3 separate regions of the Mus musculus genome follow, and all the other regions are linked to region 1. A link is a loop called in an ENCODE intact Hi-C map of the cell type or tissue named here. Cell type or tissue: left cerebral cortex. All regions are shown on one strand. Each heading gives the region's core, and the rest is flanking DNA. Links, peaks and the distances in the headings are about the cores only.

Region 1 (10,106 bases), core at 1,504-9,503:
AGTCAGGGAGGCAGAAGGGCAGTGATTAAGGGAAATGTCGCTGGATTCTGGCCTCTTGTCCAGAGCTGGAACTGAGTCAACTTCCTGAAGTGTGGTCAACATCTCTGTGCTGGGGAGAATCTGTGTAATTGTGGAAAGACACAGTGTGGGTTTGAGCTGCAAATTCGTCTCATTTGCTGCGTAGCCCTGAGTAACCTCTATCCTCATAGGTTTTTCCACTTCTAAAACGGGAGTGATAATTTTCTGCCATGTTGTTGTCCTGGGGTTATTGTGAGGGTCTGCTCAGGGCTTTGGTTGTCAGCGTAAGTAAACCACATGGTACTCACTGAAACTGGAAGTTGTCTGGCTGGCTAAGCTTCTATTTGCTATGATTTTAAGAGCAGAGCTGGGATGCTCTCTTGTCCATTTTCTCGTGGCTGGAATCAATTTTTATTTAAATCTAAGTACATCTTTTAATTATAATTAGTCACTATAATTCCCTTTCCAAGCATTTGATCAGAAAGTACCGCTCCTCTAGATGCCTCGCGGACTTGTTGGCTCTGTGCCTCACCTGCTCAGGGGGGCTTCTGATAGCTTCTGAGCAAATCCTGTCGTGTCCTGCCACATGTGTATAATGTCTCCATTCTCTCCATCTCCTGATTCTGCATATTGCAGGCCATGACAGAGATAGTTTGTTAAACAGTGTATGTCTTCCCAGGACGGCTTGTAATTAAGTATGGCCATGACTAGGTTGTAACCAAGAAAGAAGACAAGAGATAAGATAGAAAACCTCTAGACCTCACCTTGAGTACGACATAGAAGGAAAGAGATGGGGGAGCAAAGCCAACAATGAAGGACCCCCAGGCTTCAAGTGACTTCCTGAAGGTTTAGCTCATCCCCCACGAATTGGGCTGAGAAGAGAATGAGGAACAAAAGTCCACTTTCCTAACCTCCAAAGTCAGTTGACTAGCTATTAGAGTAGCTGCCTCACCTTAACATCCAAGTGCCTTCAGGTTCACACAGGGCTCTGATACCAGAAGCAATAGCACACGGTGTGGTAGGCATAAAAGAGGATACCCTTACTCAGGCCAGCATCTCTGCCCATGCCATGCCTGTCCTACCACCTTGTGAGAACCCTACTGACCATTTGTTTGAGTTGAGGCCAAAGCTAGTCCACACCGGGACTAGTCCAGCACAGCCAATCAACAAGGAGTTCTGTTCTCAGCTGAACCTGGATGCTTATGTCAAGCAGTGCTTTGTACAGCTTAAAACACCTTTCTGGGGTCTACTGTCACATGGCTGCTGCTGTTGTTCACCATTTCGGTTTGGGCCTTTCCTTACACCGCCCCCCCCCCACACACACACACAAACATTTGTAAAGCTTCTCAAGATGGCTTTTGCTGTCATTTGCCGGATTTTTGCATACTTCTCAGTCTACTCCATTGACATTTGAATTGGCATTGGGTCATTTGATCAGTGAACTCAGAGGAGATTCTCAGAGTTTTCCACGGTGGCTTCAATGCTGACAGCCATGCAAAGAGAGTCTCTGTTAGGAAAGGGAAGCCTGAGTTTGAGTTCTGGCTCTTTGAATATAATGAAACAATCATTATTAGTCAGTCTGTCTCTGAAATAGGTATAAATGAAGATAGGAAAATCAGTCCTGGAATATTGCTGGCTTAAACCACTTTGTTCAGAATTTCATCTGTGTCCCTACCCCAGTACCTGATATGTGTTAGGCCCTCGTCAAAGATGGCTGAGTTACCGAATACTGTTTTAGAAATCAAATAAGGTAATAAACAAACAAACAAACAAAAACGCTCCATAAATTCTGCAGTAGAGTATTCAGGGAAGTGTTATTATGGCACAGATGGGGAATTCATGGACTGTCCCCAAACTGAAGAGTTACTTGGCTATTTTAAGATGTTGGAAGACACTTTCCCAAGTGTATTTCAAGTGTACATCAGTTGTGTGGTCCAGTGCTGTAATGCAAATGAGGCCTGTAAGAGAGGCAGTGTGCTATCTTATTAGAGGTAAAAGGAAGAAAGGCCTGGAATGTTCCTTAGTAGAAAGGCATAAAGCATAAGAGAGGAATCTTGTACTTGCTTGTTAAAACAAATAAGATTTTTTTTTCCTGCAAAGGAATCTCTCCTTTGGAATGTAGACTTGAAAAGGAATGTTGCTCCAAAGAGTGACTATTGATTTCCTAAGAGGTTCCCTATTTATTTATTTATAGTTTCACCAGGTCTGCAAAATGACTCGAGGCAGAATTTGTCAAAAGTGACCCATCCAATTGACAATGTACTAATCAAATCCTGACCTCAAAGATGGTGGTTTAAGGAAAAGTGGTATGGTATGTGCAAACCTCACTACGCATGACACTCAGAGCTAGTCACTTTCCTGACACAGCTTTCCAATCACCGAAGGACTGAGAACAGTGGCCTCTGGCAAGAAAAAAATCCAACAGACAACAAGAAAGGAGAAGGGAAGGTGTACCCACGTCCTGCTTCACCGTGGCGCTTCTCCCTCTGGTTCCTGCCATTTCCTCATCTAGCTGCTTCTTTGCCTTCACATTCTGACAAGTTCTCTTTCCTAAATGCATTTGTTGTTGTCCATCCCCAAAACACTCAATGGAAAGGATTCGAGCAAGTCTAATAGTCTTCTAGAAACTCCTAGAGGGCCCATCCGTCCCAACAGGACTCAATGCAATGCCTCACACAGACAGCTACTTGGTAATGTAGGACGTTGATCAGTAGGGAACCTCTCCTTAGGAGTTCCTCTTTCCCAAAAGCCCTCTCCCAGGAGACTCCTGAACTATATCTGTAAATATGTTGTCATCTCTCTTTGGCTTCCCTTTTCCCATGTTTCCAAGGCAGTAGCAGCAAAGATTAAAGGGGGCTGGGCACACTGTGTAGAACGATAGGTTGCTTCATTGTAGAGAGTTCATCGGGCTTCAGTCTAAATTATCCCATGTTGTAAGGATATGAAAGAGACCATCAACATGCCACACCCTGGGTTCACAAGGAAGAGAAATACATAGCTCCCATTTCTTAGAAGACCTTAGAATTGTTGGCAGATAGACTCAAATACACACAACCAGCATGTAATTTTTAAATTACAGTAAATATTGTCTGCAATTTATATATAAATTATTAAATATGTAATAGACTCACATCTACAGTATAGCACTATTAGGTGATATATTTTACATAGCATATGTTGTTAAATATTATAATAGAATCACGTACATAGTCCTCCAAAACCGTGGGGGTCATGCCAGGTCGTGAGATCAAAGGCAGCTTCAGAGAATAAGGAACATTTGAACTGAGCCGTGAAACAGCGTAGGCTTTCCCAATGGCAGGAGCCAGGAAGAAGGGCATTCTAAGCGGAGGAAATAACAAGTTTAGTGACAAAAGGGGGTGGACAGATGTCACAGTGAGAGGGGACAACAATTCATCTGGAAACGCTGGACCAGTAAGTATTTCCCAGAAAGGGCCCTGGGAGTGAAAAAAAGAAGTTCTATGGTTGGTAAGATTGGAAAATGCATCCTGTTTAGAACCATGGTGTGCAGGTGTGATCACCAAGGGTTGTGAGGGAGCAGTTGTGACGCCACCTAGAGCAGGACGGTGCCGTAGTCTTGAGTGTGGAAAGGGAAAGTACGCAGAGAAGGACAGATACAGAAACGCCTTAGAGGGGGGACATGATGATCAGAATTTACTAACTGAAAAAAAAAATCAAGAAATGGATGTCAAAGAGCAGGTTTAAGGTTGTTAGAGTGAGTGGGTCTCAAAAGGAAAAATTGGAACCTGGAGATGGTACCGTGGACTTTGCTTCAGCTGTGTTAAATGTGAGTTAATTACAGAGCAAGCAGCTGGAGCGGTCACGAGGAAACGGACAACTACAAGTCCAGGATCCTGAAGTGATATCTTAATTCAAGAAAACCGTTAAAACCTCTGCATAGCTGTTGGACTACGTGAGTTCAGGGTGATGGCATACATGAGCTCAGGGTCCCTTTTGGCCCCGGATTCTTGTCCTCGAATGGCCAGAGAGACGCAAAGTTTTACGAAAAGAATGTGGAGTTGCTTTGTCCGTCGGCTTACTGCATCCAAGTGCATAACCTCCTGCAGCTGGCCATGAAGTTCTGCCCACAGAAGGAAGCGTGGCAGCTGCGTGCATCCCAATGAAAGGAAGTGGTTTTAAACAGAATGAATCCAACTTCTAAAATGTTGCAGTGACCCCATTAAAATGATTCCCTTGCTGTTGGTCTGGCTTTATGAAGAAGAACTAATGAAAGCTTGGTGTATTCAATAAAAATTACAGCAGGAATGAAGGGACTGCTCAGGGCTTAGGAAAACTCACTGCATTTCCAGAGGACCTGAATTCAGTTCCCGGCCACCGTTTTAGACAGCTCACAACTGCCTCTGCATCTGGCTCTGTGGGATCTGATGCTCACTTCTGACCTCAATAGGCACTTGCGTGCATGCAGTCCACACAGCTCAATAGGTACATAAATAAAAATAATTAAAAAGAGAAATCTCGGGAAGCTGAGCACATTTCTTTGTTTACTTCTAGACATCAGTATCACCTGCTTGGAGTAGAAGGAATGGTGCTAAAAGTGAGGTGGCTGAGCCTGTCAGCAGGACACGTTACCCTATGGCCTTTTGAGCATTATGTATCATTTAATGTATCATCTATTAGGCCATCTGTAAGACATGGATGATGACAGGAAGGATTCATTGGCTGGCTTTGTTTGTTTGCTTGCTTGCTTATTAAAGAGAATGCTGGCAACAGGTGCTTCTTGTTCCAGACATACAGCTAGACTGTTGTCCCATCCTCATTTCACACATGAGGAATGCAGGACCCAGTGGGAACAGGTGACTCACCCACCCTCAGACAGGAAGCCAGGGCACAGCTGCCTGACAGAAGTTCAGTGTTGCAGGGATCCCAAGGGCCAAGACTCAGGGTGAAATCAAAGCTGTGTGATAGCTAACACCAAATGTCAATTCGACCAGAACTTGAGTCGGTATGGAAACGATCCTTTAAATAAGTCTAGATTTGGTTCATTGAGGTGGAAAAAGACACCCTGAAAGTGGAAGGTATGATTCTATGGGCTGGGGTTTCGATTTGAATGAAATGAGAAAGTGAGGTTGAACATCTTTCATTATGCCTGCTTCCTGATTACAGATGTAATAGGACGCATCGCCTCCTGCACCTACCCTGCCACCATGGCCTGTGTACTCTGGAACTTTAGGTCTAAATTCATACTTCCTCTGTAGGTCACTTTAGCTGGGAATTTTATCACAGCAGATAGAAAAGCTACTAGCGTAGGTTGGAAAGGAAATGTGGAGCAAGTAGTGAACCTGTGTCAGTCAAAACCACCAATGTCAAACACATGGTGCAGGTAACTTTTCCCTCACTGCCTGTCCCCTATGTCTATCAAATGGAAATTATGCATTTGTCATTTTCAATCACCTGACTATATAGTTTTCCAGGTCCCATCTACTCAGCTCAATGACCTTAACACACACCAAAACATGTACTGGTAAAAAACATTTTATGTTGCTATCCTCCAGCGATTAGATCTATCGATGTCATCGTCTCTCCTATGTGCTTTCTAAGTTCAGGGGCTTACGTTGTGCTGGACAAGCATCCAAGTGACAGCAGATGTAGTTGGCCTTCCTGAGCTTGCTTCATTCTACCTCCCATGGTTGGAGTTCCCATCTTTCCGTAGTCTCTGTTTCTTGCCTCCCTGTTTCCACAGCATACAGAGTCCAGACCTTTAATGGCACTCAGGCTCCGACACCGGGTCCCATTCGTTCATTCCAATTTTCCATGTTCTTCTTCCTCACATATACACTAAATTTTAAGCTATACCCAGACTCAGTGTTAAAGTCTAAATTCAGGAGGCCAAACTGGCTTGTCTACCTAGTAGGAACCACTAGAATGTTCCTCTGTTCTGCCACACCCTCTCAGTCTCAGACTTGCCCTGTTGAAAGCATCACCTTCCTCGTAGTTTCAAAACACGTGCCCTTGCCTTCCTCCTACCTCCTTAGATGGCCCTTTGCCAATCTCTCTCTGTGCCCTGGAGTGTGAGCCTGGAGGAACAACTTGCATTACTTGAGATGAAATTAGATGCAGATGCTAGAAGGGAGTAATACTATAGAAAGAAGCAGAAGAAAAAAACAAACCAAGCATACAAACAAACCACCAGCTTTTGGCTTCCGATGAAAGTATGTCTACATAGCTTCAAATCAGAGCTGTGCGGCTGGTTCTCCAGAGTAGCACCTGGAACGCTGTTTACCAACCCTTTCTCTTGTCTGTTCAGTTGCTTGCGATGCTTTGAAGTCTGCAAAAACTACTATCTCCAATCAGAGCTGGGTTTCCTCTCCAGACAGGAAGACTGCCCTTCAACAGAGAAGCTATGCTTCTATTTGTGGTCTGACTATAGCTATGACTCATCCAGTCAAGCCAGAGGCTGTTTTGATCCTTCGCTGTCCAGAGTCTGTTTACAGTTGTAATTTTCTCTCTTTCCTTTCGTCTTGCTCTCTCCACTCTTCTGAATTATCAGAAGAGTCATACACATTTGACAAGTAGAACCTGTACAGGAGAGAGTATTACAAGTGAACACACTTTCTCATGACACCCACAAATAAATGCTTGTGTTTACAGGTCTGATGACGGAGTTCCAGTAATGACTTGGCCTTTTTTTTTTTTACTTGATTAAATATTCCCCTGGGCCTGCCAGTCTGGACTTCGGTTATTTAACGAGGACGTTGGAACACAACCTCAAGACGTCTGCAAAACTGACCTTTTCTTAAGGTTTACTCCCAGAGCAAAGTAAAGCTTGCGTTAGACTGGATGGCTCCGGGATACCAGTTTGTAATTCACGCTCCTCAAATCCCACCAGAACCACGGAGAACCATGGGGCATATGATGGAAATTCCACGTTGCACTTGGAGAAATGGAAATTAAAGAGGAGAAGGCAACTTGTCACAAGTCACAAGAGTAGTCACAACACAACAGTGTCTCACTGAAGGGCTTGCACTGAACATCGATCAGCTCGAGGTTGACTGTCCACAGTGTACAAACTTCCTGGGTCATTTTATGGCACTGCTATGCACTCTCTTCTCTTCTGCTCAGGAATGTCACTGGCTAGAGGGACCATGGACCAGAGCAGGTAAAATGAAAGACAAGCACAAAACTGACCTATTTTTTTAAGAGCTGTCTTACTGTTAGACTTGGACACGATACAGAACACTCTTAAGAGCCATGAGTGATCTGAAAGTGTACCACCTCAGAGGCGCCACACCTACCTCCTCTCCTCTAGACCTTCATTTTCAGACCATTCTCTACAGTAGAGTTAATTCACACTTACATGAAGTTTGAAGGAGAAACCAGAATCACCAAGAACATTTTAGCTATAAGGACTTTGTTCTGCTTGGGAGAATTATTGTATCCCAACTATGACACCTTATTTTCTTCAAAATAGAATTCAGCTGACACTTCTCAACTCTAATATTAAAGATTATCCTTTGGTACAAATTTTGCACAAGCTCACTGTAGACCATTCAGAATGCACACATATATTTTTTACACAGAAAGAAAATAATTTGTAAACCAAAGATCCCTATTTGCTACACCTATATTTAGTTAGAATCAAATTACAATAATTTGTAATTGTGTTATAAGAGATCTCCAGATCATTGAAAAATAAAATGTATACATGCACAGCCACACACATGAAATTCCCCAGTAGAAAGCCCTGAACTTTAAATGTAATCTTTTATAGAGTAGACATGGCTTATCAACAGCTGCCCTTTTGTCACCTTCAGGGTTAAGATCGATCGTGTTGGAGGGTCCCTGAGATCCTTCTCCTCAGCTACCACAAAATAAGTAAATAAATAAAAAAGGAAAAAACAAAAACAAAAGACAAAACCGATGAACTAGCTGAGGGTGTTATTGTCACATTTTAATTATTGCACTGCAACAAAGTGAAGAATTTGAAAGGCTTGGGCAACATGGGATAGATGGTTACTCTGCTTGCAGATGTGGAGCATTTCAGGAATTGCAGCAACTGCGGAAGTGGCAAAAGGGAAAGTGGAAACCCTCCAGAGTCAGACACGTTAGGTCCGCTGGAGCTTCAAATCCTCTGCTCAGTATCCAGCATCCTTACTAAAAGTGCTGTATGCCGCTGAGTCTCAACGTCCTCTTCTCTCAAATGCAGGCTCCTGAATCCCTTCCTGTTCCTCAAACTCAAGCCACCGCCTGCATTATATCAGAGTATAAATGACTACTCGGGGCATTTAATGATAGTGCTTAAATGCAGGGTTCAAGCCCCAACCTCATTAAAAGACTATTGTAGCTAGAATTAAACCCTTTGAGATTTTTATGGTGTTCGTGTAATGAAGTTGGTATGTTTATCAGCATTAGGGGTGTATCCTAAACAGTTCACATACTAATCTATAAACTGTTTCTTAATGCAGAAAGAGACATTCCATTCATCTATACTTGCACCCCAGGAATTACCAAGAACTTTGCTAGTCATTTTAATGCTGTTATTTAGTTTAATTATTTACAGTGTGCATGCACGTGTGTGTGTGTGTGTGTGTGTGTACATACCTCTGTGTGTTCAAGAGTGTGTGTGTGTATACGTACATGAGTGTTTGTGTATGTTACTATGACACCTCATTTCGCTCTAATATTTGAGTAACTAGGATTATTTGAGCCAGTTTTAAAAAGTGAGACTCCAGACTGCAGGTTGGATGAAACGCCTATATAGATGTTAATTCTCGTGTCTTTAACAAGAGACAACATTCAAATACACTGAAACCTCATCATTGCTCCCACATGAAAAAGAATCACAGGTCCTTAAAGCAGCAGGGAGCACCTTGAACCCGCCCCTTCTCCTCTCAGTTTATCCCGAGAAAAAGGGCTGTGAACTCAAACCCTACATGGTCCACATGTTCACCATAATCATCTAATTGGGGGAGCTTTACACAACACATGAGCATGCTACAAGGGGCCCGGAGATGCATCATGACACAGGACACTGCAACAGTCAACAACGGAATCATTATCACTTCAAATTTAGCCAAAAAAGTTTTACTATGATTCTCATAATGGCTACCTCCAATGTTTCTCTTTGATTTCTTGGTCTTCTGGAATCACTTGCAGATCTCTCTTGTCCAGAATGCCCCATATAGAAGCAAGTGTTTAGTCAATACCAGGGAAGTGTATTATCTTCATTGCTTCCCTTCAGAGACTTGACACAGTCCAACTTTTATTGTAGATAAAATGCTCCTTCATATTTCTGTTGATCAGAGAACAAAACACTTGGAATTAAAATAACTTAGCTTAAATAAGGGCTAATGCAAAGGTTTCTTCAGACCAAAAAAAAAAAAAAATCAGTTGATGAACACAGAAAATAATGGAAAATAAAATTGACACAGTAATAATAATAATAATAGTGTTGAACAAGATCACTAGAAGCTAAATTTTTATTGTATCTGAGGATTTAAGTACTTGAATAATAAAGGTTTATGCAAAACAAGACATTTTTGTACCCGCATTGTCTCATCTGAAAATCAAACAAAAGAGAGAAAGAGTAATTTACAGTTACAACATCCAGTGAAAGACATTCTACCCAGGCCATTAAGATTAATGACACTATTAGGCCTCAACACATATCCTGAGAAGAACAGATCTCGTGTCCTTCACAATACCTTTAACATAAACATGATAGAGCAGGAAGCAAGCCAAGTTGGATGACATTCTGCCGAATGACTTCTCAGTCCTCATCATGATGGAGAAGCAGGATGAAATGTTGGAACTGCTTCCTGTAGCCGAAGGTGGGGAAACAACAGGCAACATGCAAGGCTGAATGGGAAAGAGTGTTTGCCTAATAACTGACGAAATATGAATGAAGTGTGAACTGCAGTTAGCCTTAGTAGAGGAGGCTGATTTCTTAGCTCTACCATTGTTCTGTGAATTTGTAAAGTCCAAGATGCCAATGTTAGGAGAAGTCAAAGAAAGCCATGCCAGTGCCTGCTCTCTGCTATGTATATAATAAATATAAAGCTATCAAATTTCAAAATACAAAATTAAAACAATAACCGTGCTTTGGTGCCAAT
Region 2 (10,106 bases), core at 1,433-9,432, 430 kb after region 1:
GTCTACTGAACTGCATTCTGTGAGCTGCCTGACGATCATCATGATGACATGGTGCTATGGCTCTGTAGTATAAATACTTCAGGAATCACAGGCACAGTCTGAGCATCTTCACCATCCTATAGCATGTTTTCAACAACACATTAGAGAGACCTGGTGAAAAGAAAGGAAATTGTGTTTTCCTTTCAGTGTTGTATAATTTTGATTTCATATTAACATGCCTCAGGGAATAAAATATGTATTTACATAAAAATTCTGGTAACGGCATTTTGAAAAGTAATTAAATGAAACACCAGATTCTAGCTGCTAAGGGCTCCATCTCTAATGCTAGGGATATGATAAGACCTAGGCTGTCTACCCTTCCAAACATTTTTATTCACAAGCTTCCAGTGAGAGGCCCAGCTCACCTACTCACTACATCTTCTGGATCTTACTTAGCATTGTACTGGCTAGAATAACTACAAGGACAAGGTTAGTGTGCTCAAAAATGTCAAAACCTATGCTTTCTTCTTTTCTGCTCATCTTTGACTTCCAACAATGTCCAATGGTGAATTTAGCAACTAGGCTCCAAAGTTTTACAAGCCAAATAGGTAAATTTTTAATAACCTGCTGTTCATATTAAGTGTGCTGGATGGAAATTTAGGAGTAAGGTTCAAACTTTTCAAAGCTTGAAAAGTATACAGATTTATCTGGTAGAAGACTGTTTATTGATATAAAAATCAAATCTGTCTAGGATACTGCTTATATTACTCTACATTGTTTGCTTTTGTGATATAGTCCTGTTTTGTAACTCATAATGTTCCTGACCTCTGGATCCTGCTGTGTGGGATTTCAGACATTCACCACTACACCCCAAATTATGATTCTGATGGTATAATACCTATGTATCTAGGAGTATAAAACCAAGACTGTAGAATATATTATTTAACAAGTTAGTTTGGTCAAAAAAAAAATTCTAGGACAAAGGCTCAAAATTCCCATGACAAGTGGAGGATGGGCTTCTTGTAGATGAAGAGATACAGCCTGAAGCTAACCAACTTATCTTATCTTGACAACTTCAAGCCAAGGGTCCCTTGAACAATGTCACAGCTGACTGGGAATGGTGTGCAGGGAGGTTTCCAGGTCCATGTTCACACTGTAATTGTAATGTCTCTGCATTTAAAAATTAAGATTTCTTGATACACAGCCCAACTATGTATGCACTTACATTGGCTTTATCAAAGTGCCTATAAATATATACATAAGTAGAGTCACAAATGCAAGTGTCTTGCTCTACACTCTCAGGCCTAACTCTGTAAGTATTCACACTCTGAACATATTTCAAGGCTGTTCCCTGCATTTGCAGTCTTGTGATTCACTTCTAGATTAGGAAATAATCAGGGTGTATAGTCAAAAACTCAGGCAGGAAGGCAGATGGACACAGCAGCCCTTACAAACTGTTTCCCTAGGATACCAGGCAGAAGCAGGATCTTAACCAAGTATGGAACTGGCAGCCGGAATTTGGAAATAGAAACTGAGCTGGGGACTGGTGGGAAACCCCAATAATCCATCTTCCAAATGATGTACAGGAGATGACATCTGAGTAGGGGGCATGCTTTGTGGGGTGGAGTTCAGTAAGTCTTAGAGAACAAGTGTTTCCCCAAATGATAATTTCAGTAAAAAGAACCACACACAGCTTCCAGCAAGTCTTCGTAGCCATTTATGAGAAACGAAAAGAGAAAGAAATAAGTCTACATGGAGAAACCATGTCCAAGGCCTGACTCATGGTCAAATGCAGAACCAGACTTGTGAATCTGCATAGACTAGACATCCCATTACCTTATTACCATCTGTCTACCCCGAGCACCAAAATAGGCTTTTACAGAGTTCCTGGGCTACTCACTGCATTTCCACAGACTTTGAAACATCCTACAGAACTTAAGATCTCTTTTGTACAATTTTCAGTGACTCACCCTACCCACATGCACTTTAGATTAAAAGCTAATGTTACTTTTCTCTTGTATTTTATCAGATTATTTTAACATTCCCTATGAAAGACAGAGACAGGGAGATGGGCAAGGAGACAGACTCTGGTCAGGAGGGATCTATGAGTGCAGGTGCTCATAAAATCCAGTAGAGGGCGTCAGATCTCCTTGGGAATGCAGTTCTGGCAGTTATGAGCTATCAACCCTGGGTGCTAGGAACCAACTCACATCTCCTTCAAGAGCAGTGAGATCTCAACTGCTGAGCCACGTAGGACATCATTTGTTCCCCACAGCAATCCTTTTAAAGATTTTTCAATTGTGTGTGTGTGTCTGTCTGTCTGTCTGAATATGGGAATATGGGAAATGAATATAGTTCCCTTGTATTTTACTGTGATCTCAGGGCACTGTGTGCCTTTTTCTCATTTACAAAGATGTGTTAAAGAACACAAGAGATAGTTTCCCAAGAAGAGAAAGTGACTGTGCAAACACCTACACTATGCGGCCAATTTCAGTGTAAGGGTTCGTGTGTTCTAGGCACAGGGCTTAAGGCCGCCCTTCCCTGGCTGTGGTGTTTGTGTCACCTCTCTCCAGTGCTGAACCTTGGCTCCCATCTCAGTAAGAATGGTATTCCATTAGGGTCTCGTGGCGATTAGTGACATGCTGTAATATTCAATACAACTTAGTCATCAATAAAGGCTTTACTCTGCTTCCTGCCATGAGCTACAATCAGGACGGAAGCAAACTTCTACTAGTACCAGGCTCTCGTCTACATTAGATGGGTCAGCTTTCTCTCTTCCCACAGTCTTTACACTTGCTGACATCCCAATAACAAATGTCATGTGGGTGCCTGGTCCAGCAGAAGCTATAAAAGACACCAGAGCATGGAGAACCTGAGGAGGAATTAAGAAGCCTCGGAAAGTGTGAAGTGAGGGATGTATGGTATGCATTTGTGTGCACTGACACATGCCCATCAGGAAGAGTGGGTAAAAGAAAGCCCTATTCCCTGAAAGTCACACCAACCGCATTACCCTTGGATTGAAAAGTCAGTGATTTCCTGCATATGCATCACGCATTTAAATTTGGAAGCAATTTTTCCTCGTGAGATAGTTCATGCATTGCTATTAATATAGAAAATTCCCAGAAGTCAGTGAAGAAAGGTTATGGATCTAGAAAGCTAGGGTTCAAGTTTTTGTTTGGCCACTGTGTACCTTTGAAACCCTGAGCAGGTCCTTGGGACTCAGTTTTTTAACTTGAAAAGACACAAGATACAATATGGACTTTATGCACTTTGGATGATTATGGTGAAGCCTGAACGAGGTAATAACTTGATTCCTTCAGCTAACAAATCCTCCCTGAGCTTTTCCTTCTTGCCAAGTGCTGAAGTGAGGCTCCAGCAGCCAACATAGCAGCTTCTCCCTTACAGAACTCAGCTTGTATATGAATGTGTGAGTTTGTTCAATATAAGCAACACACAGACACAAAATGGATACACATACACATTTATACTACACACTTATGTGCATAGCATAGGATAAGTGCTGAACTACACAGAAATGCACGTAAAAGAACTTTGTAAACAACAAAAGGCATTCAAGTCCAAAGTGCCTATTCAGCTCCACATAGTAGGACAGGCCTGCATGCAAGGATTTGGGAGTTTGAGTTTTAAATATTATTAATTCAAGTCCAGCCTGGGCTACATGACATCCTGTGACAATATCTATTAATATTGTTATAGTAGGGATTGCAATATAAACTTTTCTAGAAGTAATCCATCCTTGTGTCTTCCCATAAATGTGTACTTTTTTGAAAAGTACATTAGGGGGCAGACCCATAAATGAATCAGGTAAGTTAGAAGTAGATCTGGCCTTCAGAAGGTTTATAGATCATAAAGACAAGGTGCAAAATAAATTCATACTGTCAGTGATATAAGTCAATACAAGGAAAGCCATCTCAAAGAGTGTGCAAATACATGGCCATTCTTGGATGTGGAGAGGAGACTTCTGGAAAGAAAGTGCAGTTTCAGGAGCAGCAAAGCTTGTCCTGGCCACGAAACAAGGCCTGGAGACCCTAGGTGGTTCCCAGTGCACAGAGGGAAATGCAGACAGCAGCGATGGCATAGGGTTCTCAATTTAGCTCTTTAAGTTTTGGCCAATGCAGGAAATCTCCTTGTTCCAGCCCCCAAGTTGTAGCCTTCACTAACATGGAATAAGATCTGTGTTTCTTGAACATAGTTTTTCTAATTTCAAAAAAAGTTTCTGGTAACTATTACAGAGGCTCTATTTTGGCCTCCAGAATGGAGACCCTTTCAAAGACAGTAAGGAAATAAAATGAAAAAAATAAAAAAGTTTGTTCCTCTCCATGGAGTATATACACTAGTCACTTCCAAAAATACAATTGTGGAAAACTGAAGCTTTTCCTATGAAGTAAATGAAGCATATATAGTTTTTCTCTTTGTTGGTGGACCGCGAGTACATTACTGTCAATTTCTACTGCACAATTGTGAAGACGCTGGGGTAAGGAATTATCCCCAATTCCTGCAAGCATGTGAAACATGAAGTTTGAGAAGTATGCTTTTTGGCTTCCCTTCAAATACCCTTCTTATGATGAAGGGTGTGAACTGGAAATAAAGATGTCTTCGTTCATCAGAAAGGCTGTGAGCATTCTTGCTTGGTAGTCCAAATAAATGGCTGAAAGCTGCCAACTGTATGCAGCTTTGAGTCACTGTGTTGTTAAAGCCACCGAGAACAGAGACAATCTAAAACGATCTGATTTAGGGATGGCCTTCCAATTGTTGTGATAGAAAAACAAAATCTGCACGGAGCGAGGGTGACAGTATGTAGCTGTCACATTTCAAGACATTCTAGAGAACTAGAAAGAGGAGGAAAATGATGGTGGAGATATGGAAGGAGGCGGAGAAATTGAAGCAGCAGGAAACACAGTCTCTACAGCTCTCTTTGTAAAATGGTGAAAGCAAAAGCCTTCCTCTGTGACTGATGCTCGGGCAGGCTTGTCTCTTACGCTTACAGCTCCTATTCACCAATGAGTCAAGTGCCCATTTTGTTGTTATTTCTTCCTCACACCAGAGGATATTGGAACCAATAAGCAATTGAAGGTGGTGGGGAAGACTGTGAGAGGCCGCTTAGTCCCAGCAGAGAGGACAGCTGACAGCCTGAGGGGAGATGAGAGAAGAATGACTGAATCTCAGCAGAGCATATTAACAGATGGTCATGGTGGTGACCTTGAGAGAGCAAGGGCTGCAGATGCTCAGAACGCCTCTGCTGGAGAGAGAGCAGAGTGCAGTGTGTTTAACAAGGAGCCCATCCAACAGCCATGACTGTTATTAACTTTGTGTCCCATAGAGGAGACAGCTTGAACATCATGTACAAAGTGACCATACGGAATAGAATGTGACACATTTATGGTCATATGCAAATTCACCTGCTCCTCAGTATTCAAGTTAGAAGTCACAACTGTATTGGGTTTTCTACTTATTTCTCCCAAGCCAAGAAATGACCAGCCCCCATGTTTACTGTGGGGAAAAGTTAAACTTCCTCCCTCCATCAGATGACTCACAAATTAATGTCTCTAGTTTGGTTCTAGTTGCCTTTCCTGCATCTTTTTCTCTCCTTAAGATTCAGGATTAACTTACTCTTGACATGTCTACAGCTACAGAAATGTATAATGTGGGGCTGGAGAGATGCCTTTGTGGTTAAGAGCACCCATTGCTCTTCCAGAGGTCCTGAGTTCAAGTCCCAGCAGCCACATGGTTGCTCACAAGCATCTGTAAATGGGATTCTATGCCCTCTTCTGGTGTGTCTTAAGACAGCTACAGTGTATCATATACATAAAATAAGTCATACAAAAGTAAATGTGTAATGTACAATGGAAAGACAAAGAGCTTCATTTGCTACAGTAGTGTATAAAGTGTCTCAGCCACCCATTCATTCAGCCCCTTATTCAGAGTGGAAAAGACCTGTTGTTTCAAGCCAGCAATGTGGTAAAAGGGCTTGGTAGAGAGGACCTCTGCAGATCCTGGAACTGAACTATAGTACTGTATACTAGAAACAATAAAAAGTAAAATAATTATTTCTGGGAATTTTTCAAATAGCTTTTCATGTTTCAGTTGGTTGAATGGTAACAGTTCAGAGTTAGGCACAGGAGAGTCTGCCATTCCCCAAACAAGCCCTGGTCTCTTAGTAAACTATCCCAGAATCTTACCTAGACTCTGAGAAGTGGAAGACACCTGTCTGACCCAAGCACACTTCGAGCTCAACCCTGATCAAACTGAGTAGTAACTGTTGTGTGTTCTCTACTTGCTAAACTACCTAAGAAATGAGAGCAAAGCCGGGCGTGGTGGTACACGCCTTTGATCCCAGCACTCGGGAAGCAGAGACAGGCAGATTTCTGAGTTCGAGGCCAGCCTGGTCTACAAAGTGAGTTCCAGGACAGCCAGAGCTCTACAGAGAAACCCTGTCTCAAAAAAACAAACAAAACAGAAGTGGGAGCAAACAGTGGGAGATTAAATATTTTTGAGGTTTGCTAGAACCTGCCTCTTGTTTGGGTATCCTGAATTACCTAAATAATCTGTAGTTGTTCCAATAATTTACAGTTCCCTCTGAGTAATTGTAAGATATTGTTTTTGAGTAGTTATCTTCAAGAGATATACCATCAGAATATGGTAATCAAGGCCATATTTTCTCACAAATGTTTGTGGTTGTTGTTTTGAGACAGGGCCTCTCTCTGTAGCCCTGGTTGTCCTGGAATTCTCTCTATAGACCATGCTGGCCTCTGACTCACAGAGATCCACTTGCCTCTGCCTTCCAAGTTCTGGGATTAAAGACATGCGCCACCATACTTGGCTACTCTGCCTTTTCTCCTGCTTTTCCCTAAAAATTATATCCTAGTCACCCATGTAATCCACACAGAGCCCAACCCAGAAGCCAGTGAACCTTTGCTGTTTCTACTCTTCTCCTACGATCACACCCATGGCAATGATTAAACCTGAAACTGGCTTGGAGGATGGAGAGAACCCCGATGCACAAGACACAAAGGAGGAAAACTCAATGCAAAGAACTGAAATGTATGGTTCTAGGGAGCTTAAGTTACAAGGTGAGGATTCCACACCTCTTCCAATGCCTACTGGCCAACACATTCTCATGTAATGGAAAAGGACAGCCTACTAAGAGCTTTGGACTCTGTCTGTACCATAGAGTGCAGCTTGAGTGTGCACTCTAATGCCTACACGGGCATGCTGCTGTCGAGACTCAGTGGTGGAGGCAAGGCTACAGTTTTGGCATATTGGCTTCTAAATTTGACACATTTTCCCACAGCACTCTGAACAGAGCATATACGACACAGGCCTGAAGCATGTCTAATTGGTTGGGGCCATTCAGGGTCTTTCTTTCTTACTCTTTTCCCCTCCTGGGTCCACTTTCCTTCAGTTTTTATAAAAAGGAATTTTGTTGAGAATGTCATAGTTAAGCACTATATCTCTATTACTCTATCCTCCTACCAACTCCTTCTGTGCCCCATCCAGGTTCGTTTTTGATGCTTAGTTTTTGAACAGAAAATAAAGCTGACTGATGAGACTGATGAGTGGCCACTAATGCTGCTCTGGCAGCAAGGCATGCCCAGTGTGCTGCAGCCAACAGTACCAGAGTCGGAAGTGCTATTTTCAATCCTTCTATCTCTTTAACTAAGGCAGAGCAGAGCAGGGTGAGTCCTATCCTTTCATGCTGAACAAGTTACTCATTTGTGATGGCTAAACTCTGACATAACTGGAAGAGGGAACCTGCACTGAAGACACGCCTCCATCACTCTGATCTGTTGGTATGTCTGGGGGGGGGGGAGTGTTCTTGATTGTTAATTGGTGTAGGAGGACCCAGACCACTACATGCAGTACCATTCCTGGGTCAGTGGGCTCAGGCTATATAAGAAAGGTTGCTGAAAGCAATCCCGGGGCAAGCCAAGAGCAGTAGACCTCCAAAGTTTCTGTTTTAAGCTCCTGTCTTTTCTTCCCTTGATGGAGGACCAAGATGAAATAAACCTTTCCTCTCCATGTTGCTTTTGGTCGCTGTGTTCATCACAGCAAGAGGAATCAAAGGAGAACATATGTTTAGCATGTCGGTATGTAGATGTTGCTTTAAACTACTTCTAGATTACATCTGCAAGTCGATAAGCATAATGATTTGAGCCATTAGTATCAGAAGAGCCATTTTGCCATTTCATGAAGAGAAAGAATAGAGACCTTGCAATAAATGATCTTCAGAGTTCAAAGCTTAGTTTTGCTAACCACAATGGCACAATGTATTGAGTATTTCTGGTTCCAGATTTGACTTTATCAGATGAGATGGCATTCCACTTAGCAAGGAAATCGGAATTTATACATGAGGAGTGCTTACCCAGCATTTGATGCAAAACAGCTGCTCATTCTGTTACCTTTCCTTCTTATTTTTACTAATAGCTCAATAGTTAGTTAATTCCGCTGGAGTTTGGGTACCTCAGCATTACCAAAACCAACTGAGGTTTCGAAATGAAAAGCTTCCCGATGTAAATTATACTGCAGACTGTGGTATGTTAATGCATGACTCTATACCCAATGCAGGCTGCAAGGGTGGAGAGATAGGGCATTTTTCTATGTATATAAAGGGCGAGAATAAAAAGGACTAGGACTATTCATGAAATGCTGAAGTGTGGGGCTGGAGATGTAGCTCAGAGGGAGAGTGGTTGGACTAATGAGTAAATAGCCCTGAACTAGATAAATCCCCAACACTTCAAAGATCAAATAGAAACAGTAATTATCAAAAATTAGTGAACATTTACCTAGAGTGTTCACAGCCATGAAGTGGGGAAGTGTGTTTGAGGATGGGAGGAACGATTATTAGGAGCCTCCTGGGCAAGGGGTACAACATGTCCAGGGAACTTTATAAAATCATTGTACCTCTGATGTCCTAGAGGGTACTTATTGTAGGGACACTAACCAAGGATCACTGCTCATGAATGGGATGGTACAGTTGGTATGAAACCTTGCAGGTAATTCCAGAAGAGCAAGGGTACCTAACTATATTTCTGGAAGCTACAGTGTTTGTTATGACATGTCTAGTGAATATAGTTCCTGTCTATACTAACTTGTGGATGGTGCTCTCTACAACATAGAGACAACATGCAAGGGTGGACATTCTGTTACTCGTCTTCTGGTGAGGGAATGTCACTCGAGCGTCCATGCATACAAGATAAGGAAATTACAATAAATGAACAGTGAGCAAGAGTCTCTGCACTGAGACTGGGTTGTGTTCCAGTCTGCTTCGCTTCAGAAAAGGCACAGCTCCCTGCCATTTCCCATCCTCAACAGGCAGAAGAGCAACATGCTACAGGGACATTTCCTCCATTCTGCCAAAAGGACAGGAAGGGCCACAGAATGCAGACTCTATGAGGGAAAGAACCGGCACTATCTATGCTTTCAAATAGCAGCTGGCATGGAAACCCTGCCTAATGGCCCAAACACCAGAGTTTAAAAATCACACAAAGACCTAAAATATAAGTCTCCTTATTTTCAATATAAGTTTATGTGAGGGAATATAACGTTCTTGGACAAGTACTGAGATTGCAGAGTATTGAGCTGTTCATAACTATTTAGTAACTTATCTAATACTGATGTGGGTGGATGGTGTCTTCACCATTCTCTCACATTGTTATACAAATCCCCAGTCATTTATGGGACTGTGCAATCCCCTGAAGGCACAGGGGACCCTGGAGCTATAAAAGAAAATACAATTCTTCAGAATTTGTCCACTTCACATCGCATTTCTCCTGGTTAGAAATACATATCCTTCCACTTGGAAAAAACAAACAAACAAACAAACCCAAAACAACCCAAAACACCATGATAGTTTAAAATATGTTTGTCATTTATAGGGAAGTTATTTACAAGTTACTTCCTTTCCTAGAAAGGAGAGGTCCCACTCTACCTATATGATATCACATATTATGGGTTCTCAGCAAATAAGGTAAAATGAGATGGAGGGGAAGTAAAAATATCAATTAATTAAATAAATGAACTTAGTTTAAGCTATAGGTGTAGAAGCTAGAATGTAGATTTGTATGAAGCAAGAAGTGACTCCTTCTTAGATAGATAGATAGTCCTTG
Region 3 (10,106 bases), core at 1,392-9,391, 270 kb after region 1:
TTGTAGCAAACAACCAGAAGATAGAAAAAGGAAAGCCAAGACTGCACCTGGAAGGCATATTCACGAGGAAGTCAGCTCTAAGAAGAGTGTTGATTTGTTGACCTGCAATGTCGGCTGACTTCTAGAATGTACCCAGGGTGCTCCAAGCAGGGTTTTTGTTGGTGCTAAGAATACAGTGTCATGCTCCTTGTGATGAGGGTAGATTAATCCCATAGATACAATGAAGGGTACATTTCAGGAGGTCTGTTCATTCAATAGCACTTGTTTAGACATTTCAAGGCCTCTGGACTTGGGTTTGTTTGATTAGAAACTCCTGGTTGCCTCAGCACACTCTTGGGCTGACAGAGAGAATCATGGTTTTTGTTTTGTTTTTTTAACCTATAGCAGCTTCTGTCTCTTTGGGATATACATTGCGGTCCATTGGAGGGAGAGATTTCCTAAAACTCAGGTAACCTCTGCACACTACTATATTTGAAATAATATAGTCTCAATTGATATCCTGAACCTGACAGGTCCAGAGATGTTTCCAGTGAATGTAAAGCAACTCTCTGGGAAATTTTGCTGCAATGTGCTTCTGCACAGATGTCTGTTTTCAGTGGCCTTTGCTCAGGGGGTATCACCATAGAGGTGATCACAGAGACCCATGGCTTCTCACAAGATGACACAGACATGTGCAATCTCTTAATAATCTGCAGCAATATGATACACATATACCACCTGCCACTGATAACTAGATGGTTGTGGGTTTCCATGGATATTTTTCTAACAGGGCCTTGTGTGACAAGGGGTAGGTAAATACCCACATCTCACACTTACCAGCTAGATTGCTTTTGGCAAGACACTTAAGGATTCTGAACCTCAGCCTTGCTTCTAGGACAGGGCTATTAATAACCATCCTCCCAGGGCTCTTCTATGTGTGAAAGCAGCTTGGAAACTCTCTCAGGAATTTTATTATTTCACAGCTTAGAAATCCACCCATAGGTGCTGCCTACCCAAGGGCGGATAGCAGCCTCTGGCGACAGGGCTCTCAAATTCAAAGCTGATACAGAAGGGACAAAAAACCCTGTTCTTCCAAAGGCTAATGGTTGCTAGCTAAACTGTAACCCTGGGCAACAGTGAGAGAATTTATATACTTTTACATAAACCATAGCATCACCCAATCCCTTTCCTTAAGAACAGTATCCTTTTGTACTGAAGAGCTGATCAGAAGTAGTGAGTTTAGTAACAGTACCACTGAATTTTGTTTTTGACCTTTTCTTTGTAAAAGCTGGAGAATCGACAGTGATGTTTCCCAAATTTTTTAAAGGTCATTATCAGTGGATCTGATAAATGAAACAAATTGTTCACAAGACAGTTACTAAGGTAGGGCATGAGGCTATATGATAACTGTCAGAACATTTTGTTTTCTGGATAGAAATACACCAACAAAACTTACACAAATTCTAATATCTGACTGTTGGAAATCTTCTTGACTTTTTTTAGTGGGTGCTTAAATTTGAAGCACTTGTACTCTTCAGCTAAAAATGGAAGTTGTTTTTAAAAGTAATACAGCGTTAAAAAACAAAACAAATACAGTGGAAGAAGAAAAAAGGGGAGGCCAGGATTTTATTATGTTTCGTGGGTTAGTTTTGAGAATCGAGGAAAAAACAGAGCCGAAGACTGGTTTTAATGACCAAGGTAGCTGAAACAACAGGACTTCCTCCCAAGCTGATGAGTTTCTTGACACAGGCCCTATTTAAGCAAACTTCACCATGCAGCAAGGAGTCGTGACGGAACTGGAACACCAAGTAAAGCAGATGGCTGGGAGCCTTAACTATGTTCCTAGAAGAAGAAAGACGCAGAGAGAGCCCACTTGTTCGTTTTTGAGGGTTCAAAAGTCCAGCACATTTGCTACAAGAGAGGAGAATGTAGTGTGGTCCAATAAAAATGCATTTGCACCAACAAAGACCACAGGGTGCTATTTCCTACCTATACTGTATGGGTTTCTTGTGTCTGCCCAGCCACCCCTCCTCCGCTGTAATCGTGATGAGAAGAGATCAACAGTCGGTTTTCTTGGTGCCTTTCCCCTCTCAAGAAGCATGAATATATGAAAGTTTTCCCTGCTATGAAGACTTCTGAATCCATACCCTGGCCAGGGCATCCTTGCAGAAATGAGCCTAGGTTGTCCTTGTGGGCCTTAACTATGACGTCCCAATGCAGTCAGCAGTAAGCAAGCTCAGGTGTCCTCACTTCCATGATCTCCCTGAACTCCCACAGAGGCCTCTGTGAAGAGGTCTTTCACATGCCTCACTCATTTCTAGGAAGAAGTCTGAACTGACTATTGGATCTTAATGCAGTCAGCCTGAGCCTCTTAGATCCAACAATGGCCGTTAAAACAAAATCAGTTAAGGAACTAAGATACTGAGGGGACAAAATTTAAATCATAAACTCCACTTTTTTGTTTTTTGTTTTTTCAAGATAGGGTTTCTCTCAGCCTTGGCTGTCTTAAGGGGAGTATAAACTGATCACAGAAGTTGCTTTAGACACAAATATTAGTAATAAATGGATGAGTTTAAAACCAACGACTAATATTGGTGCAGAACTTGCTAAGTGTCAAGAACTTGTTTCTCTATCCATCATGGAAATACAGACAAGTGTTATCCTTGAGAAGACGGTGCGAAAGGGAAAGGACTTTATGAGGCAGAGAGGGCTCTTGTAGATGGAAAATGCTTTAGCTCACTTCCTCCCTTCCTGAGGACTCTGATTCTATTGGCATCAAAACCAGCAGTGAGATATGATTACAAAAATCAGCCCAGAAGATAAAGAGGGCTGTATTCTCAGCTTGGCTGACCTGTCTTTTCCTAGCTCTATCATTAGGAGGGAATCCCCTTCCATGGAGGCCACCAGTGGCCCTAGAAGGATTCATATACCTTTCCCTTTCAATCTGAAGCAAAGTGCTTTGATCTGCCTTGACAGACAGTAGTAGCTGGGTCACAGAGTAGATGCAAAGAGAATCCGGAAATAGTCAGGAAACTAGTAGGTAATGTCACTGGAATCAGAAGATAACATGCACTGTCAATAAATGACAAGCTGAAGTACTTGGTGGTATCAAACCCACAAAGGTGACGAGTCTGGAATTTAGGAGATTTTATGTAGTTCATCAGGTAGCCTGGGTTGCCTTGAGTGGATTCCACACTGGCCATCATATTCATTAATAAATGCTACGGCCATCGGTCATGAAAGCAATAGAGAAGGCAGCTCTTTACAAGGACCATAGGTCTGTACACCCAGGTACAGCACCTGAGTATATGTTCAACAAGACCTCCTAGCACTTGGCTTGAGCACAAGGTGACATGGTGACATCTGCATTCCTAATACAGCATTCTGCTTTTAGGACTGAAAGCTGAAATTAGAAGTTATGTTCAAAGACAAGTTCATGGAGTACACTGGCAGCTATTTAACAATATCCTATTGGGGCACAGGAGATGACTATCAGTCAGATGAATTAAGTTTTATCTTGTCCCTAAGTGGATGGGTAGCTTGGAAAATTTAGCTCAGCCATTGATCCTAAGTATTGTAAAATAATTTGAGTACTTGTAGTATGGTAATTTTTAATAAATGCTATGAGACAGAGCTACTTATCATCCTGCCTAGACCCTGCTATAAAACAAATACCAATCAGAAGCAAAGAACAAAGATTTGAGCATTTTTTTCCCAGTAAGATGGATAAAAATATGTCCTTTACAAAGATCTCTACAATTAGTCATTATGCATGGCGGCTAACTAAAATATTGTCTAAAAAACTTTGCATAAGGAAGAAAAAATTAAAACAGAAAAGTAAATTCGTATCTTTCTATTCTGTACTAAGGGAAAATATGCCCACAAAATAATGTATACTCTACAAAAAGAAAATCCTAGTGCTGAAACTACCCCTTACAAGTACTGAGTCAATTCTTGTTGCCACAAAGAAAATTATCAAGCTCATTGCAGTGGGACAAAATGATGTTCTCTTATTAAAAAATATTAAGCTGGGTAGTTATGGCACACGCCTTTAATCCCAGTATTTGGGAGGAAGAGGCAGGTGGATTTCTGAGTTCGAGGCCAGCCTGGTCTATAGAGTGAGTTCCAGGACAGCCAAGGCTACACAGAGAAACCCTGTCTCGAAAAAAAAAAATTAAGTATTTTGTGGTGAAAGTGACTTTGAGTTTAAAAACAGCATCCTAGGAACAATAATATGAACTAACCAGTACCCCCAGAGCTTGTTTCTCGAGCTGCATATGTAGCAGAGGATGGCCTAGTCGGCCATCAATGGGAGGAGAGGACCTTGGTCTTTCAAAGATTCTATGCCCCAGTATAGGGGAATGCCAGGGCCAGGAAGCAGGAGTGGGTGGGTTGGAGAGCAGGGGGAGAGGGGAGGGTATAGGGGATTTTTGGAGAGGAAACTAGGAAAGGGGATAGCATTTGAAGTGTAAATGAAGAAAATATCTAATTTAAAAAAACAAACCAAAAAAAAAAAAAAACCCACAGCATCCTAGTCTAGCCTTAGAATGATCACTTTACATATAGGTGAGGAATATACAGATAATTTTAAAGCAATACCCCATTAGCTAAGACCCTGATACAGATTCATTAAAGTACACCTGAAGGAGCACCCCTCCCTCTAGGAATAAGCACAAGCTAAAGAGTATGTCCACATAAAGCAGTTTTGTTTTTTTTTTCTGGCTGGTAGGTATATGTCCTGGTAGCCATTCTCCCTTAATGAGTTCATAGTGCTGTTGTATCCTAACTAAACTTACTAGAAGGCCAAACAGGGCAGCATTAGTTGGCACAGTAGAGAGAGAGGTTAAAGGGAGGCAGGAAAGGAGAGAAGAGGAGAAAGCAAGGGAGCGAGGGGTGAAACACTTGCATTAGATCACAGTAGCTTTGTCCAGATTCATTTTAAAGGTCGGAAATAAAGCCATACTAGCCAACCTCCAGCATCACAAGCAGCTTCATTCCAATGACCAGCCAATTAAGTCACGTGGCCTGAAATAGTCAAGGTCGTGCCACGATGATAACTTGCTCAGAAATCAAAATTGTTTATCCCTAAGTCAAACAAATAATACAATGTAAAAATGTGAGTGCAGAAGGGGTCCGGCAGGTGCAAGTCTCTGCCTTTAGTATCCCCCTAAACTCAGGGGGAGACCAAAGCCTAAGGACTAGTAACAGCCGACACATCGCCTCAACCGTGAGCATGCTCGCATATGTTAGAGCTATGAGGTCCATCCAAACTGGTACAGTAAGATGGAAGTGTGTTCTCGTCCTCTCCTCTCTGTCTCTCTGTCTTTTTCTCACCGATCTTTTGAGATTGGGGTGTGTGTGTGTGTGTGTGTGTGTGTGTGTGTGTGTGTGTGTGTGTAGCATTTCCATTACTGAGCAATAGTCATAGAAGTGTAAACAGATTTTTTTTTAAAAAATAAGGCACAATAGTGGATTGCTTTTGATTGTCTCTTGTGAAAGCACACCAGAAGAGCCATCCCAGGACAAGGACTTGAGGCACATTTTGCAGAGGTATCTTTTTCGGTTGCTGGTTTTCTACAGATGGCTGAAGCGGGGGTATGGAACATGCTGTCATATTTCATTCATAACACACATGTACTGTAGCTGTAGGCAACAGATGGACAATCACTTGTTTAATCTACAAATGTGAAATGCTAAGGTAGAATGGCAATATTTCTAGAAATGTATATGGGGAAAAAAAGCCTTTCCAAGCCAAGAGGGATGGTGAGAGGCTGGGAGGTTACATCAGCGTTTCTCAGATCTCCCTAGCAGCTGCCATAATTTCCCTGACACCCTTCAAAACTTGAGAATGGAAGGATCAGGGGGCAACCGACACAGATCTGACAAGAGAAGCCTAAACCACATCAAATAGAAATAACACTGTTATTCCTGACTGGTTCACATTAATAGGATTTGTAGTAACTCTGAAGATGCTTGGTAGTTGTGTTTTCAGAATCCTGCCTATTAAAGCTCTGCTGCAGCCTCACAGAGCACTCTCCCCTTCCAACGGCCCAAATGCAAGAGAGCTCTTTATGGTTAATATGTTCCACACTGTTCAAGTCCAACATAAAATTGTTGCAGCATTTTTAGTGTTTTTAAGTTCATGTCCTTAATCAGCATATAACCCACGTAGCAATTCTGACCACAAGTTGTTCCTACAGGGACAGTGTGCTATTGACAGGAAAACATCCACATCTTTGAGCTGCAGAGGTGGCAGGATTTCACTAGTACTGAGGCCATGAGCTAGGATTGGGAGGGTGTATTTTTGAGTTCTAAAGGCAATGTTGTTTGCCAATCAGACTCCATATTGAGCCAGGCTTAGATGGGAACCCAAACAGCTATGAAATCTTACTCTGGATGGGAGGTTTAGCTGTGGTAGAGCACTTGTCTATTTTACACAAGTTTCAGAGATCCATCCCTACCACTCCAGAAATAGAAAGAGAATTATTTTAAATGTTCTCTGCAGAGCTCATGATGGTGGGTTTTTTCCTTTCTTATATGTTTCATTTTATACAGAATAACCAAATGTTTGTGCTCTTGATATTTAAACAATTCAGGTATAACTTTATAAGTTTTCTGTTACAGACATTATATCTTTCTATTTATGTATTTAAATGATAAGTAAGGCAATATATCAAAAGGCAATGCATATAATCATTAAGGTAACAGATCTTTATATCTCTACAGTAGGCAAATCTTTATGTAGATAAAAGAGCAAAGAGCAGAGTATTTAGTATTGCTTAAGTCAAATGCTTAGTAGAAGAAAACGAGAAAGCAATGTAAATTATATATTAAAGTAATTGGAGAATAATGTGGTGGATACTTTATTGCATGAGACCTTGTGAAAGAAAAAGATCTAATCCTAAATATTTCTGTATATGAGTATGTGCACATTCATTATTATAAAAGTATAAGTCTATATTAAAAAGAAATTTACTTTAAAAAAATCTTTGGTAAAGATCCTCTGAGGTGACTCAACAGGAAAGCACTGGGTAGGCTACGAGCAAGGGAGCTCTGCCCTTAACACCTCAGGGAAGAATGGGCAGCATTTTCCTATAAATCTTGCATGTAAACATCTGGTTACAAGTAGTTACATGTAACAAACATGGAGGATGTTATTGCTCTATAGTATAAATATTACATAAACTCTTCCTCTGCTGTCTACATTTCTAGACATTACTCCTGCCCCTTACTTATACTGCACTCTACTTTTGGCTTAAAGACATTTCCTGAAATATTTCACGGTGAGCATTTTAGTCAGTTCAGGCTTGTATTCACCTCGACTGTCTGTTAGCGTTCCTCGAGGTCACCAGCACAGGTGAGCCTTTGATTTGCAGCACAGGGATTCAGAGCTAGAGAGCGCCCACTGAATTCTGAGATCCACAGGCTGCCTCCATGAATCTCAAGAGAAGAGAAGCCAGGTGAGAGCAGGGGGCAAGGGAAAGGCCCCAAAATGCCAGCTTTGGGGATTCTAACAGGCAAACTGCCTGTGGAGAAAGTCAATAAGCCACAGACTGACCCAGAGGGGCTGTGTGACAATGGCCTAAGGGCTTCTTTTAATCACTTTTAAGATGACTTCTATTCAAGTAAAATAAACTTTATGGAATTCCTGAGGCATGGGTTGCAATTTTAAACATGCACAAGTAATTAAACAGGTTTTTTTTTTTTTTTGCTCTAAATGTTAAAATTAAAACTGTCAGACTAGAAAATCATCATGTCATAAAGATTAAAAAAAAAAGAAAAAGACACGGAAGAGCTGGGGATGCTGGGGTGCCAGGGCACATGCCGAGCACATGAGGCCCTAGTTCAACTCCCAGTACTATATAAAAGAGATAAAAAGATATTTGTGGAGTTTAAAAAATTTAAAGTGACTATACTTCTAGAACGGTGTTAGCTATAGAGGGACCTTTATATTATTATTTATACCTTTCTGTAATATTTAAGGTATTCCATAATTTAAAGGTATATATCTGTAGAAGATTTAAAGAAAGCTTTGAGAAATCTCATTCTGAGATACTGACTTTACAATAATGGCCAACTGCAACTGCAAAGCGAGGTGTCTCCTCTTAACGAAGCGAACTGGCTCCAGTTGGCAAGCAAGTGTTTCACTGGCTAATAAGAGTTCGCATAAAGATTCCAGGCAGGCATTCCGCATATTTTTACCTCAGAAAGACAATTTGGTTTTCAGCGATTGTCTTTGAAAGTGTGGTGTGAATGTCACGTTGATGATAGGAAAATGTCTCCTGCAGTATGTACTTGAGTTACAGAGGATTGTAAGAATAATAAACTCTGGTTTCACAATCTTTCCCAGCTTTTTTTTCTCTTTTTTAAAGAAGATGAAACATGGTCCTATAATTTCATTTTATGTGTCCCGATTTGCAATTTTCAGGCAAAAGAGATTTAGGTTTGGGTCACTATAAAGTGAAAGAAAGAAAGATAAGAATTTGATTCATTTTAATACTTATCTTTCTGAAGATAAATATTAATTGCAGTAACCATGCTTATATATTAGGTGAAGTTTCACAGTGCTTTAAGGATGAAGAGTTGGATAGATTTATAAATGTACCAAAAGCAAGCCTGACAGTCTTATATCCAGAGAGTGTGGTGAGCTAACTCTCAGGGTGGGATTGTGGAAATACAACGGGCCTTCCAGATACACCTAGAATTCTGCCTCTTTAGCACAGTGGTGAAACTTGGTTTTATTTCCCCACATTTTAGATATTGGCTAATCAATGTTTTCCAATGAGCCTTGACTGCTGAATTTGGATAGTTGCAGACTAAAGTGGGCTCCTGTTAACTTTTTCAAATAAACTCTTTATAGCTTAACATAGAAAAATATCCCCCTACCATTATTTTAGCAAGAGACGTCAGGGGTGTAGTGCAATGGGAAACTTCACCTTTTCAATACCTGGTAACAGAATGACTGCCTTTTGTAGCCACAGCCAGAGGAAAAGTGACAGACAGGACAAGACTTAAGGCACCTGCAGGCTGGCACATTCACCCAGGAAAAATCATGTGACAGCAAATACCACACTAAAAATCTATTCAACCACATGAGAAGTGAGACAAACATGAGGATTAAAAGTCTCAGGAATGCAGAAGTGAATGGGACGGAGTATAATCTGTGCAAAAATGTGGAAGTCCTTGGAACAAAGGCTCACCAAGGCCTTGCATGATTAAATGTGAAATGTGTATTTGGTAAGAACGTAGACAAATCGTATTCTCTATGCGCTTCTACAGAAAGGTTAATAGCACATGAAGAACAGAGACTATCCTAGTGGTTGAGCTATGCCTCTATTTTTCTACTTCTTCTCTTATCTTTTTCTTGTGTTGCGCTCTTCTTGCTGGCATGCACTCGGCAGCTGAGCTGGCTATTGACTCTACAGGTCAGTGCTTGCCTTGGCCGTCAAGACCCTGATGCGAGCCGAGTTGCAGGTCTTACAGAGAATGTGTCCATCCAAGGGGTAGCAGCCTTGGTTGTCTCCTTCGGACAGAAGACCACCACAGTCCTAAGGAAATGAAGACAGTGATGTAAGTGAACTGAACTACAGGGATAAACCCACTTTCCCCGAGCCTCTTAAGAGGCTTTCATAATGGGGACATTGTACCCCAACACTAGTACAAGTAGTAGCAGATTGTGAATGAAACTAAATTAGAGATTAACAACATAAATGCAATGGTAGCCAGGAGTAGTGGCACATACCTTTAATCCTAGAACTCAGGAAGCAGAGGCAAGTGGACCTCTATGAGTTCAAGGCCAGTCTAGTCTACATAGAAAATTCTAGCCAGGAAAGACTAGATAGGAAGACCCTGTCTCAAAACAAAACAATACAAATAGTGTAAAATGACTCTTCTAATCACCAAATACAAAACATAGTACAAAGAAGAAAATGCCTACAGATCTCAGCTCCCGGGGTAGCTTTCTCTCCTAAACAACAGTGAAGAAAAAAAAAAGCATCCCCTCCCCCAGCCTACCCTCTGTACTCAGTTTTAGGATTTCTTCAGAAGAATGGACAGGAACAAGAATAGAAGTTTATAGCTATTTAAATAAAAGGAAAGTGATTTCTGTCATGTAGAAAGGCTACCAG

What was found. A loop is a pair of places that touch in the nucleus more often than their neighbours do. Peaks named below come from ENCODE experiments on the same cell type or tissue, not always from the same donor. Only the 100,000 strongest peaks of a DNase experiment are listed, where the experiment ranks them.
Region 2: a loop joins it to region 1, with 4 times the contacts of the local background. A loop is called at or near these places in 4 of 42 quality-filtered maps.
Region 3: it touches region 1 in a loop (3-fold over the local background); 2 of 42 quality-filtered maps call a loop at or near these places.

What each region holds. Positions count from the first base shown.
Region 1 is chr16:25,245,296-25,255,401 of GRCm38, reverse strand. No RefSeq gene overlaps it. Among named protein-coding and RNA genes, the nearest start is that of Tprg, 36 kb to the left of the region's middle. In left cerebral cortex, for the core only: no CTCF peak of the experiment used is centred there; DNase peaks (open chromatin) are centred at 6,085 and 6,410.
Region 2 is chr16:24,814,399-24,824,504 of GRCm38, reverse strand. All of the region lies in intron 8 of Lpp (LIM domain containing preferred translocation partner in lipoma), which reads right to left. Among named protein-coding and RNA genes, the nearest start is that of Mir28a, 8.4 kb to the left of the region's middle. In left cerebral cortex, for the core only: CTCF peaks have their summits at 2,109 (motif pointing right) and 5,245; DNase peaks (open chromatin) are centred at 1,436 and 1,824.
Region 3 is chr16:24,978,614-24,988,719 of GRCm38, reverse strand. It overlaps Lpp (LIM domain containing preferred translocation partner in lipoma), which reads right to left. Exons shown (of 13, transcript NM_178665.5): 13 at 1-9,527. The coding sequence ends at 9,399. Among named protein-coding and RNA genes, the nearest start is that of Gm52245, 42 kb to the right of the region's middle. In left cerebral cortex, for the core only: no CTCF peak of the experiment used is centred there; DNase peaks (open chromatin) are centred at 1,797 and 5,694.